Linked DNA regions of Homo sapiens: region 1 is linked to region 2. A link is a loop called in an ENCODE intact Hi-C map of the cell type or tissue named here. Cell type or tissue: IMR-90. All regions are shown on one strand.

The links. Peaks named below come from ENCODE experiments on the same cell type or tissue, not always from the same donor. Only the 100,000 strongest peaks of a DNase experiment are listed, where the experiment ranks them.
Region 1: it touches region 2 in a loop (4-fold over the local background); 2 of 110 quality-filtered maps call a loop at or near these places.

What each region holds. Positions count from the first base shown.
Region 1 is chr1:216,218,193-216,226,192 of GRCh38, reverse strand. All of the region lies in intron 14 of USH2A (usherin), which reads left to right. USH2A-AS1 (USH2A antisense RNA 1) reads right to left here. Exons shown (of 4, transcript XR_922596.4): 3 at 699-806. Among named protein-coding and RNA genes, the nearest start is that of USH2A-AS1, 28 kb to the right of the region's middle. In IMR-90, a CTCF peak has its summit at 4,840 (motif pointing right); a DNase peak (open chromatin) is centred at 4,842; H3K4me3 peaks cover 541 bases; H3K27ac peaks cover 1,003 bases.
Region 2 is chr1:216,739,534-216,747,533 of GRCh38, reverse strand. LOC124904512 (a long non-coding RNA gene) reads left to right here. Exons shown (of 2, transcript XR_007066880.1): 2 at 3,023-3,291. It also overlaps a transcript of ESRRG not described here. Among named protein-coding and RNA genes, the nearest start is that of ESRRG, 20 kb to the right of the region's middle. RefSeq lists an enhancer at 6,741-7,308. In IMR-90, a CTCF peak has its summit at 4,694 (motif pointing right); no DNase peak of the experiment used is centred here.

The DNA.
Region 1 (8,000 bases), 520 kb after region 2:
GTTTAAAGGGTCAGTGAAAGACAAAAATAAAACTGATTTATGATTGCTTCTCATGACTTATGGTTTCTCAATGTGCTGGTCATTTCATTGTTCCCATTTATTTCTTAAAATTACCTCTTCCTTTGGTTTCCAAGATTCTACTTCTCTTATTTGTTTTCTAACTCTTTTTTTGGCTACTCCTTTTTAATATGTCCTTTCAATTTCCACAACTGTGTCCCTGATTTCAACCACTACATACATGTTAATGGCTTTCAAACACATGATCACCCATTCAGATGCCTGCCACGCACTCTAGGCCTGTAGCCAGCTGTCTCTCTGAGTTTTACGCTTGCAAGTCCCTCGTGCATTTCATTTTTAATATAGTCAGCACAGAACTAACCATTACTTCCTCATCTCCACCCAAATAAAAATAAGTCTTATGCCATCTCATGCTATCATCATCTTGGTGAAAAAGACGTAAAACTTCAAATAATTATTCAAGTCCAAACTTCCCAAGTTTGAGTGGGGCTTAGATTCTTCTCAGGTTTGGCAGAATTGGCTCTGTTGTTGAGTAGAATGAGTCTACAGGCTACTGCTGGAAAGTGCTATGGAAAGCAAGAGCTACTGTATATAATGCAGCTTCTCTAAAAAGAATAGAAAGAATAAAGCTTCCCATGGCCATATGGGACCCAAGGAGATCAGCAGGATTTGTCTCTTACTAAATCAGTCGTGTGGAATGCTGGTAACTTGACTTGACCCTCCTATCCCACTGATGAATTCAGCTGTCTCTTTTCACTTCAACATTGATAATCATTACACAGGAAATCCTGTAGCACAGAAGGGCATGGAGAAGGATATTTTAAAATGTGACAATGAGAATTGCTTGAGTTTGGACTTTTGTTCAACATTGAAAAGAGATAAAAGTGGGTTCTTTTTAATGTTTTTCCATTCCTCTTTTGAATGATACCGTTCTTGAATCTTTTTTTGACTTCTGGTTGTTATTGTATATACACCAACATTGGCTATATTGAAAATGTGTAACAATTGACTAAGATATATGGGATTCCATCAAGTATAAGAAATTTTTGTTTTTTAAAGGAAAAAATTCACATGTAATGTAAATATATACAGATATGCAGTATAGGAAAACAGCTATGTCCTAATGTTAAAACAATGTTTTTGAAAACAAAGTAGATTCAAAATCATTTGAATCTACTTTGAAATCTAGGCACTGTGGTAGGTTATTACAAATAGAAATGTTTACATTTATAAAAATTACATTCCAATTATAACAAATGGAAATTAAAACATTAATTTTCAAAATATACAGTAGATTATAAGTAACTTATTATTATGAAAGGGGAAGATACAAGTATCATATTATTTCTTCATCAACTTGGAAAATAACCTCACTTCCTTATCTGCCTGGTTCACATATTCCTTACCTTCTTCATGCTCTATTTGTTGGATATAGCAAGGTTTGCTATATTGTTTTCTCTTGGTTTATTTGCTACACAGTTTTTTGTATTCCCAAGGGCAAAATAAATAAAATAAAATAGACCTCGGCCCTAAACTACACAACCAACAACAAAAATCCAGGCAACACAACAATGACTTTTTGTGACCAAGCTGGAAAATCATTTGCCTGTTTCCATCTAAGTGGTTTATTCTTCAAAAGTTACTGACCAGAAAAAGGGGGCATGTATTTTAAAAAGCTGATCCTAGTGCAAACATTACTCCATTTACCTCTGACACATAAAGCAAACATGATTTAATCAGTATCGAAAACAATGAAGCAAAAAAAATCTGCCCACTGAAAAATCAATAATGCAAAAAAGTATATAGTGTTTGTCTAACCCAAAAACAATGAGACAAAAATGGGCCATATTTAATTCATCTCAGTTGGTAGTGGAGACCCATATTTGACACCCTGCACTTACTGGCACTGTCCTCAAGTTGACCTGTGACTATGACTACTCTCCCCCATAGCCCCCAGGACTGCTCCAGTTCATCTGGTACCCCACAGTTTTCTTACATAACAACCACACATCACAACCCCCAAAAGTTTCTTCCCTAATGATATACCCTCTCTATATTCTATGTTACCTTGTTTTAAGCCTTAAGGAGTTAGTGGTATCACTATTTGTCCCATTTACTAGCTGACACACACTGAAGTTGTCCATAGAGGGTAGGACACCAAGGCTGGTTAGGGAGAATAAAGGCTCAGACTTCTGGAGCATAAAATACAGGGAAGTTCTTCTATGCCCAGATTATTTTTGGTTTTACTGCAAATGTTCTACATTTCAGCACTAGGTTATAGATTTGGTCCAGTAATCTTTTCACAGGCCTTTATCCGATTGATCTCAATTGGTCTTTTCTCTGAGAACCAGGTCAATGACTTCAGATGAAAGCAGATAACTTCCTTGTCAACTGATTTCCTTTTATGGTGTGATAATGGAAAAATTAGGGAGTGTGCCTCATAGATTCCCTCTCCTCAGTGACTCTTTGTCAGACAGCTGGCTGTCATCTGGGGTGACAGGGTAAATGGGCCACAAGCCTGTCATCATCTGGCAGCCAAGGCAGGGCTTTCTCACAAGGCAGTGGCAGATTTCCAAGAAAGAAAGCAGAAGCATGCAAAGACACTTGAGGCCCGAACCGTCAGGATGTTACTTTTACCTTATTCTACTGGCCAAAGCAAGGCACGAGGCTTAACCATGTTTGGAAGTGGTGGGGAATAAACAGACTCTCCTTTTGATGAGTAGAACTAATTATACAGTTAGCTGCAAAGGACCTGCACAGAGGGAAAGGTGAAGAGTTGTGATTTTTGCAATCTCCTATGGCTGCCAAACTATATATTCTCTCTTAGTATAGATGATATATGATCTGATAAGAAGTATCAGTTTTTATATATTAGTAGCATTTATTCAACGTGATGTAATAGGAATAACATGCAACTGGACATCAGGATATCCAGGTTTCAGTTTTGTCTTTTCCACTAGACCAGATACAGTAGCTTCCTATTATTGGTGGAATAAATTATCTCAAACTCAGTGGCTTAAAACAACATGAATTTTTATTATCTTATAGTTCTGGAAATCAGAGGCTCTAAATGAGTTTCACTAGGCTAAAATCAGGCCTGTGTTTCTTATGGAGATTCTAGGAAAAAAAAAAACATTTCCTTGATTTTCCCAGCTTTTAGAGGCAACCTACAATCTTTTTTTTTTTTTTTTTTTCTGAGATGGAGTTTTGCTCTTGTTGCCCAGGCTGGAGTGCAATGGTGCAATCTCGGCTCACCACAACCTCCGCCTCCTGGGTTCAAATGATTCTCCTGCCTCAGCCTCCCGAGTAGCTGTGATTACAAGCATGCAGCACCACCCCCAGCTAATTTTGTATTTTTAATAGAGACAGGGTTTCTCCATGTTGGTCAGGCTGGTTTCAAACTCCCAACCTCAGGTGATCTGCCCGCCTTGGCCTCCCAAAGTGCTGGGATTACAGGCGTGAGCCACCGCACCCATCGTACATTCTTTAGCTCATGGCTCCTTCCTTCATTTTCAAAGCCAGCAGAGCAGTGTTTCCTTGGACCTCTGCTTATGTCCTTACATGTTTTCTCTCTGACTCTTACCCTCCTGCCTTCCTTTATAAGGACCGTAGATTACATTGGGCATTCTTGGATAATCCAGGATAATCTCCCCATCTCAAAATCCTTAACCACATCTGCAAAATTCCTTTTACCAAGTAAGGTAACATTCACAAGTTTGGAGGATTAGAACTTGGATATTGTTGGCGTGGGCATAATATGACCTGCTCTACCAGAGTTCAGCAATCTATAGCCTGGGGGTCAGCCACATGTTTATGTAAATAGAGTTTTATTAGAGCACACCAATGTTAATTCTTTACATATTTTCTGTGGTTGCTTTCCTGCTACAGCAGCAGAGTTGAGTTACAATAGAGCTCATATGGCCTGCAAAGCCTAAAATATTTACTATCTCATCCTTTATAGATAAAGATTGCTGACCTTGTAACTAGATTTACTGTCACCTTGGACAAATTAGTCTCACTAAGCATAATAGAATCATAACTTTATAGACTGGGAAAGAACCTTAAAAGTAATTTTGGTTAAACTCTACCCTATACATTTCTCTGCGTAAATCACCTTTTCAGAAAAACTGGTGAATGGCCATTCAGCTTCTGCTCCAAAACATGGAACTAAAAGGAGCTCACTGTCTCATGAAGTAGCTCATGTTTATTTCAAACAGCTGTAATTCTTCAACAAATAGAAATATATTATTTATATTGACCAAAAAGTTGCAGTCTTTTGACTTTCTTGCCTAGTCTTATTTATGCCTTCTGAGACCATAGAGAATAAGTGAAATCTCTCTTCTATCTGTGAGCACTTTAAAAATTTGATTCTGCTATCATATCTGAAAGTTATTTAGTTATTTGCATAAATATGTGGAGTGTCAACAAAGGAGAAAGAGACAGTGTTCTCAGATCAGAACCTTGCTGAGCAAGCTGCCTGGACTTAGCTGTCACTATTGCATGGATGCAAGGGAGTCACTGCCCCTGGTCCAGCTTTTATGAGTTTCTCTATTTGTGCCTGGGAAATTCACCAAAGAGGGTGGGGTTGCACACTGTTAACGTCTCCCTTTCAGATGAGGCACTCGTATTTCCTTGTTCAATAAGCCATGTAAATATGGCTTTCAGTTCACACAGCGTGGATGCCCAAGCCTCAAATCCCTCTCCTATAATTCTGATTCCATCTCCAAGAGAATTCAGATGCTGTTAGTAGTCTGTAACTAAAGCGAAACTAAGAAGCTCAATGAAACCACAGCTCCTCTGTTAATCGGGGAAAACCAAACTCCTCTAGAGGGCACTGTAGCACTCACCGAATTCTGTGAACTGAGAACACTGGTTTAAGAGAATCTGAACAGATACCAGCTCTTAAAGAAAACTGTCCATTCCCTGGGAGTGAGGTTAGCCAGGGGGACAGAGTTAAGCCAATAAAAAGGGGCTCAAAAGAGCTAACTTGTTACTAGAGCTACAAACCATGTTTGGATTAATCTCCGGTGTCCTATCCTAAGTCTAAAGCTTCCCTGGTGCTTTATTCACTATTAATTCCTGTATCCGACAATATTTACTGAATCCTTACTGTGTGCTAGCCTTTGTGTTAGGGACTGATGGAAAAAACTAAGACAAAAACAAACAAAAAAACTCTGCCGAATTTCTCCAATTTGCCTTGAAGTCTCATTCTCTTTTGTTTATTAATAATCCTTATCTAAAATCCCTTAGCAATTGGAGATCTCTTTCTCCTTCGTTCTTTATGTTGAATGATGTCTTCATCATCCCCATTAGCAAGTTAGAAGACCGGGAGTAACTTTATACCTATCCTCCCTTCTCTTTTCAATTCGGCCTCCCATTCTACCAATTTTACTTAACATTTCTCAGGTCTATCCTACTCATTTCCATTGCTCCTTGCCACTGCCCCAAGGTAGCATTATCTTACTTCTGCTCACCTTTCCAGGTTTATCTATCACCATTTCTCATTATGAATTTACATCCAGGAGTACTGAGGTGCTTGCAATTTCATACCCTCTTCTGCTTTTTCTTTTTTTTCTCTATTTTTGCCCCTCCCCGACTTCCCTGGCTTATTTCTACTCATCTTTTAACGTTCAGCCCAAGCATCTCCTCCAAGACTTCTACTTAAAATTACCCTTCCCATCCCTTCTTCTGCTACCAGACTAGTTAAGTTGCCCCTTTTCTGGACCTTTAGAGTCTGGATACATCTTTATTAATGCTGTTTCCGTTTTTTCTTGCATACGAGATTGTGAGCTCCTTGAGGACCGGGGCAATTCTATAAGATTCATCTCTACATCCTTGATGTTTATTCCAGTCCTGGAACATAGCTGGCCCTCAATGAATGTTATTTATGTCAATCAATATTTAAATCAATTTGATAGTACCCATGAGCTGAGGCCCCATAGAGAGGAGGGGTGTACAAAGAGAAATGTCAATAAATTGACCTATATATCTTGGGATATATCTCTGGGCCTCCTACAGCAGTTCTCCCTCAGATGATGAATTTTCTGACAATGATGTGCATTACTGAAACATATTCCTTTCATTAATAGTTAGGTTTCAACAGTAATAATTAGGATAACCATTTCTCTCACTGTTTCCACAACTGGAAGAAATTCCTAAGAAAGGAAGGTATATGAAATTTGTGATGTAGGAGACAGAGGCCAACTTCTTTCCCATTGTAACCAGCAAATACTGAGTTATGTAAGGGTCCAAAGAGAACTATCATAGCAAAGTGCTGGCAGAGATTAGTGATGCTTTACTCCTGTTTTGTTTACCATAATGAACTGGTCAATAAACATCACAAATTGTTTATCTATATAAATCTTGACAGATTACTCTTTATGAAATCCATTTAGCAAGCGAGGTTTTCCCATAAGGATGAAAAATGAAGATTTTAAACAGATTGCGGGAGAAGCTCTGGCTGTACCAAGAGAGTCAGTGTAATAAAGGTTTCTTTATATTAATATTACAAAAACCATTTATCCTGGCAAAATCAATATTGCAATTCATCTTAGTTTGGTGTTTCTCTTTCTAAGCTTAAAATGTCTTTTCCTTTATTATGTATAATTTTGTTTTAATAAATGTGAAATATATTTCATTTAGGAGGTACTCTTGAGGAGGGATAACTTATAAAATGACATCAAATTTGTAGCTTATTTGCTAAAGAGTCTTGGAAGTGTTTAAAATTATATTTGAGTGGCTGAGAAATCTAAAGGAATCATTTTGCTTAATCCTTAATTACAAAATTATCCCTGTGTCCTTTGGGGTAAAAACAAACTACAATTTTCAGAAAAGTCTTCGCTTGTGAACTTCATTTAGGAAAAATTCTCTCTTACTGAAGTCAAGTGATTATAACAAGTCAGATAAGTTGACTATAACAATGGCTTGGATAAGAGACTATAAAATCAAGAATAGACACATTTAATTGCTCAAAACATTGCGTGCTTTGGCTGGAAGAAAATAGAACTACATCAAGGAACGGAATTATGTTATACATTGGAAGCTATTACTCTAAATGTACTGTATGTAAAATAAGTGTGATTGTCTCATGAGTGAATGGTAATAAAAACTGAAATACTCAAGAGACACTTATTCATGAGTGGTGCAGTTACACATACATATATACACACACACACACACACACATACATTGAGAGAAGCTTTTCTCTTATTGTTTATGCTCACTAATATTATATTAAAAGCCTATAAACAATAGACTCTACATAATAGCCTATAAAGAAATTAAGAGCAAATCAAGTATTTTTGCATCTATAATTCCATTTTAATTATAATACATAATTTTCTTCAGCTCTAAAACTTAACCTAAACAAAACATCTATTTGAAATGGAATTCTGATGTAATGTGTATAGATAAAAGACCTAATATAGTTGTTTGAAGGGGGAAAATGTCCTTTTATCATGACCATAAAAACGGCAAACTACAGTACAGTGGTTTTCAAGAAAAACTGTACTTTATTTATTCCCAAGGGGATATTAGTCCATAAAACAAATTTGCAGCTTATTTGGCAGTCTTAGCTTTTATCAGCCTTTTTAAGGGTGTTGAATGATTACCCAAGAGATCACACTGTAAAAATGGCAGTGGGGAAAAGTAACTCCATCCGTTCAGCATCTTTATTAGAATATATAGGTGAATCCATTTGATGTTGTTTTAAACGTACCACAAGGAGAGTACCTTTTAAATGGTGAGTGGTCTTCTTACATGTGCTGTTTTGCTTCTCTAATACCTCATGGCACCAACGTTGCTTATCCTAATTAGTGCCATTGGCATAGGCTACATGTTTGAATAATTCACTGTGAAGAAACAAGTTTTAGTTTCTATCATGGCAAAATGCCACTACTGGTATTTTTACAAGCAACTTTGGGTCCAAGAAATTTAAGTTGCACTAAAGTTATCTTACTATATTTATGTCATTAGCATCTTTT
Region 2 (8,000 bases):
ATATCCAGAGAAATCAGAGAGAAGCTGTGTTGCTGGGCATAGGGGTAGGGGAGAGGGATTTCACCCAATCTATCATTATATCCTTGTGATGCTATAAAGGACCTGTGCAGAGGAACAGAGCCATATGAATGATATTGTGAGGACCTAGCACGTGAGACAAAGAGGTATATGAACACTGACATTATTCCCATCATATGGTATTGCCATAGAGTGAGGCAGAAGAATAAACACAGGGCTAAGACAGAAAGAAGCCTGGTGGGATGCGGGTAATTACTCTCAAGTTTGTCTCTGCCACTTATGGGTTGATAGAATCCCAGGCAATTTAAATGACGTCTCAGAATCCTTGTTTCATAATCAATAAAACTGGAAAACTAACATCATTTATCTCACAAATAGGTAAAATCAGATTAGGGGTGTGCAAGCATTTTTGGAAGCTTTAAAGTGAGATGTTTGTGCTAGAAATTAATAAAATAAAACAAGTCTACAAAATACAAATTCTATGAAGCCTGTTTTATGAGTTCTTTGATGAGGTTTCCTTTGCTAAGTCATACTGATAATTACTGATAATAATCTAAGGTCTTTTGAATATATTGAAGGAAAAAAATTAAGTTAAATAAGGCCGTTTTAAGGAAAATGGTTACAATTCCTTGCAAACAGGTATAGCACAAAGTAAAGCAAAATAGTGTGTGCACGTGGGTTTACATGCTTCATTTATCTGATGAACAGACAGTTTTTGGAAAAAGGGACCAGTCTTTGTTTATTTAGAATTTGACAACTCTGTAAGAGCTTTAAGTTAGGAGATGAAGATTCAGTGCACATGTTTATTATTTCATCAAACATTTACCAGTTTTATCTATTTAAACAGGTCACTAATCAGCTATAGGATCTAAATAAATGGTATGACGTTCCAAGTGATACCTTTAAAAATGAATACATCTGCCTACATTTTCAAATTTGACACCATCATTCTATCATTAGGCAAGCAAAAATACTACGAAAATTAAGAACTTTAAGCAAAGAATTCTTTTAAAAGTTAGCTTTGGTAACTTCTGTTATTTACGGTTATGTGGATGTCATACTATTTGGGATATAAAACACTATATATATTAAATTAATATTTTTCCAATGAGGGCATTTTGCCTGTAAATATGAATATTTTATTAGTTTGGTATCATTTTTCTTTTCATCAGCCTAGCTTGGGCCTCCTCTATTATACATTGCTTCCATCTAGGAAAAGCATGTGTTGTAGCAGAAAGAGTTCAGACCCTGGCAGCAGATAGTCCTGGGGTCATATTCTGGTTCTGTCACTTACTAGCCAGGTTTCCTTGGATAAGTTAATGTTTGAGCTTCATTTCCTTCTTTTTATTTCTTCATAAAATCAGAATCATTATCACCATAATATCTACTTTTTACATTATTAAGATTGTTAGATAATTGCACAATAAAAGAAGGCTGTTATTATTTTTACATTATTGAACTTTTTTGAGGTTGAGCAAAATACTGTAAGTAAAGCTCTCAGAACAAAGCTTAAGACATAGTAGGTGTTCAACAAATATTTTTCACTTCTCTTTGAAACAAACTCTACATTAAAGCCTATATTAAACCCTGTATTAAATAATAACACCACATTACATTTGTATACTTTTTTACAATTTACAGAATGAGTTTGATACATAGATAATTGCCTTCTACATGAGGACTGAAATATAAATATACATCACCATAATACAATTTAAAGATAATAGCCATTCTTTATTGAGTGTGTCTTTTACAGATGAGTAAACTGAATACAGAGAGGTTAAGTAACTTTCTCAAGGACAAACTCCTAGTAATACACAGAGCTGACATGGAAACTTACCCAACCTCCTAATCAATTGGCTAACCAGCCTGCATTGAATACACGCATTGAGAGACTGGACAAAGGGAAAGGAGGGGGCAGGGGGAACCTCAGCCTTCAACTCAAGAGGGTAAAAACTCCTATGCATAGCACAGTGTCTGCAATAGAGAAAAATGTTACTTAAGTGAATGAAAGAAGCAAAAACATATTGGGCATGGTGGCTCATGCCTGTAATCCCAGCAACTTGAGTGGCCGAGGCAGGAAGATCGCTTGAGGCCAGTAGTTGGAGATCAGCCTGGGCAACATAGCAAGACCCTGTCTTTGGGAAAAAATGATGGGAAATAAACAAACAAACAAACAAACAAACCACATAGGTGTGCATGATGGTGTGTGCCTGTTGTCCCAACTATTTAGGAGGCTGGAAGTGAGAGGATCGCTGGAGCCCAGGAGTTTGAGGCTGCAGTGTGTCATGGTTGTGCCACTGCACTCCAGCCTGGGTGACAGAGTGAGACTCGACTTAAAAACAAACAAACAAACAAACAAAAAACAAAAAAAGGATGAAAGACAAGCAAAATGTGAAAGAATATAGCAAAATCCAGGGAGTATTGTCTTTAATAGGCACACCTCTAACCGACATCCCATTATAAAAGAAAAATTGAGACCCTGGGCTGAGTTCTCTCATGGCTCAGCCAGCAATTTCTTGAGGAACTTTAGACTCTGTTTTCTACTCTATCGAAATAGTTTGCAAACTTTGGTAAATAGAGCAGAAACATACACACTTGCTAATATGGAACCAAAGTTAAACCCTGCTCAGAGAACTACAGAAAAATGTATATGCCTGCCCTCACCTGGAGAGCTAAATGAACGGGTACTTGAGAAAACCTAGTCAGACGACATCATGAAGGCTGATGTAGCTTCAATGGCAGTAAGCCAGCAATATTGCTAGAAGAACAGATGGAAGATGGGACACATTTGTAGCCAAAAAGAGACTACTCATAGGTAACACAGCATGTATTGCCAGGAATAAAGATGGTGAGATGTAGAAATAACCTCTATAAGTCCTATGTGTGTGCATTTCTTAAAATCAGGTTATTTTTAATTGTTGGACAAATTTTGAAAGTTTTTGCCTGAAATCTGTGTGTTTTTGGCATCGTTGGACGTTTGCTTTTAGGAGTGTGTACAGAGGTGTGTGTGTGTGTGTGTGTGTGTGTGCATGTCTGTGTGCACATATTCAAGTGTGTGGTACTAGACTCAGATGGGATGGAGTTGATTAAAACATCGAATGAGTTACCCTATGAATGTTGTACAGTTGATGTTTACTTCCCAAGGCAAGAATATGGGCTTGCATTTCTCCTGTGTGTAAATATTTTGTTTAGCGCCTAGTGCAGTGCTAACAACAATGTAATAAATGCTTGCCAAATATAGTATAAATAAATAAATTGATTTAGCACCCAGAAGTTTCATGCTCTTTATTTTATTGCCGTTTGTTCAGAGGCACAGAGGAAGAGACTCTAACGGACAATGTATTTCTTACTCCCTCATGGTTCCTTATCCACCCAAGACTGAACTCTATGGCTTTGTTCTCTTAAAGCACTTAACCCTTTAAAACCCTCCTAGCAAAACTTTCTGCTCATCACTTAGATAAAAAGAGGAATACAGCAGATAAATGAACAGAATCACACTCCATGTGGCACCGTGTCCAGAGGAATCACAAGTAAAATCTGGTACCTAATGGCAGTCAATATAATGATTAAGAGCAAAAGTTTCCGTAAGCAGGATTAGAATTATTTCTGCAAGTTACCTACTATGGAAGTTATAGTAAGTTACGAAGTCTCAGCTTCCTAATCAGTAAAATTAGAATGTTACTGAGATGATTGTGAGGTTCAGATGAACTAAATGATGTAAAATTTTGAGCACAGTCCTAGCACATCATAAACCTGTGATACTTAGCAGCACTGACCATCATGTCAATGACTGTGATCACAACGACAGTGACAGTGATGATGATGAGTGTTATCCATGAATGGTGATGATGATGATGACAACAGTGAAGATGATGGCAATGGTGAGAGCACTTAGTGGCTAACAGCTTGCTAGAAAAACTCTCTAAAGGAATCATGGCACAATGTGTTTTCTAATTTATGTTTCTGGGTCTAAGACTGCCTTCAAAACATGCTATTAGTTTTCAGAAAATTTAAACCAGCTCTCTAAATTAAATTACCCTGAAGAGGAATACTTTTATATTTTTTAATATAAGGGACTTTCTGAATTCTATGCCATAGACAGAACAATAATTTCACACTGAGATATTTATTCCAGGGTTCTCTCCATGATCCTAAGAGTCACCTCAAGGAGGGTGTATTGTTTTATTTCAGCTGCCTTGGCACAGTGTCCCAGCATTAACAGCAAATGAATAGCCTGTGCCTGTTTTGTAACTTTCATTCTCTACTCAATGGCTTTTCTCAGGCTTAGCAAATAAATACATTTCCATTGTATGCTATTGTTGAAAAGTCATATTGTCTTAGATTTTAAAGCACACCTTTTATACAGAGGACCTGTAGTACAGCTAGCAGCCTCATTCCATTGGTCTCTAATAATGACTATCATGGTGAGACACAGTGACTTTGACAGAAGGAGGAATTCACTCCATTAAGCAAATATACTAGAGGCTCCATACTTTGTTGGAGTTAATAATTTCATCTTTAACAACTGAAGCAAATTTGAAAGATGCTGCACCTCTCATTCAATGCTACACTCATTTTGCCTTGATCAGGGAAGGTTGAATGCTCCTATTTTGAAGTAAAATCTCCCTAAACTCTTAAGTTTGAGGGTTTTTTTAATTGTCTGGGAGAGTCCAACACCAGAGGGCGATGTGAATTCAACATTTTTACTTGTTTTCTTGTACAGTTTACTTTTGGTGTGTAAACAAAATAAGCATATTTGGTGTTCATAACGATTCATTTTCTGAAGTTGTTTTTTCAGTAACTGCAATTTTACTTACTCTGTTCCTCTCCCACTTTTGCATTTTAACAAGGAATGGAAAGATTAAGAAATCAGTCATTCATTTAGCTGTCATTTATTGAGTATCTAGTATATGCAAGGTACTGTATGAAAGGGTCGGATGGAGTTAGGACAGAAATGGATAAAGAATCATTAAAGAAATATTTACTAGTCAGTTGTTGCATACAAAGCACTCTACTGGGTACTAGTGGGAATATAAAGATGAACCAGGTAGTTCTTGTCTTCAAGGAACTTACATTCTATTGGAGAAACATGATTCCATTATTCTCTTTTATCTTAAAGGTTGCTCACTTACCACAAATTTTTCTTCCCCCAACAGTCTTTAGAGACATAGCTCAGAAAATCTGCATCTTTTGCTCCTCTCTCAAGTCAAATTGGCCATGCCCTTTTTCAAGGCTCTAACCTACTTTATAAAGACATATCACATGTATACAGAGCATTACAAATGGATGTCCTTTAAATATAAGATGGTGGGAATAGCTGAGGCAAAAATCCTGGAAATAAGAATGCATTTGGTGTGTTCAGGTTACGTGAAGGCTGTGATACCCAGGCTCTGTGAAGCAGACTTGTGGGAAACTTGCCAGGAAAGAGGGTTTGGGTCAGGTTATGAATAGACTTGAATTTTCAGGTTAAAAGAATCTTGATTTTGTTCTGTAACAGTGGAAAATGTGGGGTAAAAGTACTTGAGAATGGCATATAGAATGAATTAGAAAGAAGCAGAAAAACAGAGGGAGAGAGACCAATGAAACCACCAGTGAGGAAATTCAGGCAGTTGGAATTTAACTTTGAGAATGTAGAGATGATTTAGAGTGAGAACCAATAGGACTTAGAAGTTGACAAGTGTATTCCAAGCACCCATGTACGAAAGTGTGGTATTTTTTGACATCAAGAGGGTTGCATGAATTCATCTGTTTCATAATAGTAAGAATTCAAAGCTTAGACAGCAATTGCCCAGCTAGGCTTGCATTCATTCATTTATTCATTAAACAGCCTGTTCAATAACATCCAGTCTGTCAGGCCCTAAGCTGTGTTCTAAGCATTCTGAGATGAGACAGGGTCTCTGCCTTCAAGTAGCTTACAGTTTAATAAGAGAAGTAAAATCACATACAGATATGAAAATGCTAAAGGATGGCAGGATAAGAGATGCCTCCCGAGAGGAGGTGATCTTTCTGAGTTTCCATCTGGAAAAGAGGTATATGTGTGTGTGTGTATGTGTAGGGGGGTATTTTGGGGTGTGTGCAGGGGCGGGGGGGAGTGTTAGAAAGGGGTTGTGAGGTTGGTGTTTTAGCCTGAGGGGTCCACACATGTAGTGACACAGGATTGTGAACAGGTATAAAGAAATAATTATAATATAAATTATAAACATAAACTATATAATATAAATTACAAATATAAATTATATAATATAAATTATAAATATAAATTATATAATATAAATTATAAATATAAATTATATAATATAAATTATATAAATTATAAATATAAATATAATATAAATTACCCTGACCCCAAAGAGCTTTCAATCCTCTGTTTAGACAATGTTCTGTTTTTATATCCAATGCTATCCCATTATGTTGGACAGTCTTCCCATATGGGGACGGGGGCGTGAAAGAAGAGAGAGGGGGGACTGTGATAACTCAATGCCAGTTATATTTGAGAACCAATTTCGTATATGACTTTAAAAAATTTATCTGAGAATTAACACTTTAAATTCTGCCCAATGAAATAGTTAAATTCAGAAGGTGGAAAAATGAAAGAATGTCAATATGTATATATAATCCCATTTTGATAAATGTGACATGGTAAATTCAAAGCCACTCCAATAAATGTCAAGCTTAATACAGGGGCACCTCTGCCTGCAAATAATCTCTAGGAGTGAGGAAAACACTACAAATAAAAAAATGGAACACTTTAAGTTCTTGATAATTTTTTAGTTCCTCTGTCGGTGATATAGAAAGGTGTGTAGAAAGCATTATTTCTCCACAAGCATCTAAGGCAGGGTTACAATTTCTTTCTTTTTTTCTTTCTTTCTTCTTTTTTTTTTTAATGTTAAGCACGTTCCTTTGCAGGGCTTAGAAATCTCTCTCGTCCAAAATTGAACAAAAAAGGCCTCCCCTTGTGCTTTTTTTGTCAGGCTGATGAAGCTGTATAGAAATGTAAATGCAATATAAGAGATGGTAGTGGGAAGCTTGTGTTGTGCTCTCCTCTTCTCTGGGGCTCTCTTGTAAAATTATTCTCTGATTTTGCTGTGTGTGTGTGCACCTCTTGTGTAAGGGCATTTAATTAGCTACAAGTTACAACAAAGACTTTTGAAAGGAAAATGTGTCTGTGGTGCAGATGCCTTTATTTTCATTCTGTGAACAGCTAGGTTTTTAACTCCCTTATCAAGAGCTGCATGAACTGCCCAGACTAAATTGGGAACATCTCCACACTGTTTGACAAATAGATTTTTTGTAAACTGATTTAGCCTTTTCATTGTTTGCATTTCATTATATAGAAGACTTCATGTCACAAAATTGGTATTCATTCAAAATAGAGAATTTAGAGATAGGACTGTAGCCAGATAAAAAATATTGCACAGGTCGGGGCTATTAAGCATAGAATAATAGCAAGTCAGTGATCCAAGGGGCTGTTCTTCAGCAGCAAAGGGGCTAACATAGCCGAGGTCAGCAGTCAGACTCAGGACTGAAGATGTGTCTCTGGCCACATTTACAAGACAATCTGCAGGGAACAGAGTGAGGAATGAAGGAGTCTGGCAGGATAAACTGTAGGAAAGAGACGTCTTTGCATCTCAAATTTCATTCTCCTGAGGGGTCGGAGGTGGGAATTTTAACAGTTGAGAGGTGTCTTGGTCTGTTTTGAAACATTTGCGCATCAGAGTTTGGGTTCCATGGCACATATAGGAGAGCCATATTAGCAAAATAGATTTTGAGAAGGAGTTAGCAGTGAGCTGGGTTTTCATTTCTTCTAAATCTTTTAGCTTAGACCAGTGGGTCTCAAACTCGAACATGCATCAGAATCACCTGGAGGACTTGATAAAGCACAGATTGCTGAATCCTATCCCCAGGGTTTCTCTGGGGTGGCAGGGCCGAGAATTTACACTAACAGTTCCTGGATAATACTGATATTTTCCTTTGAGAAC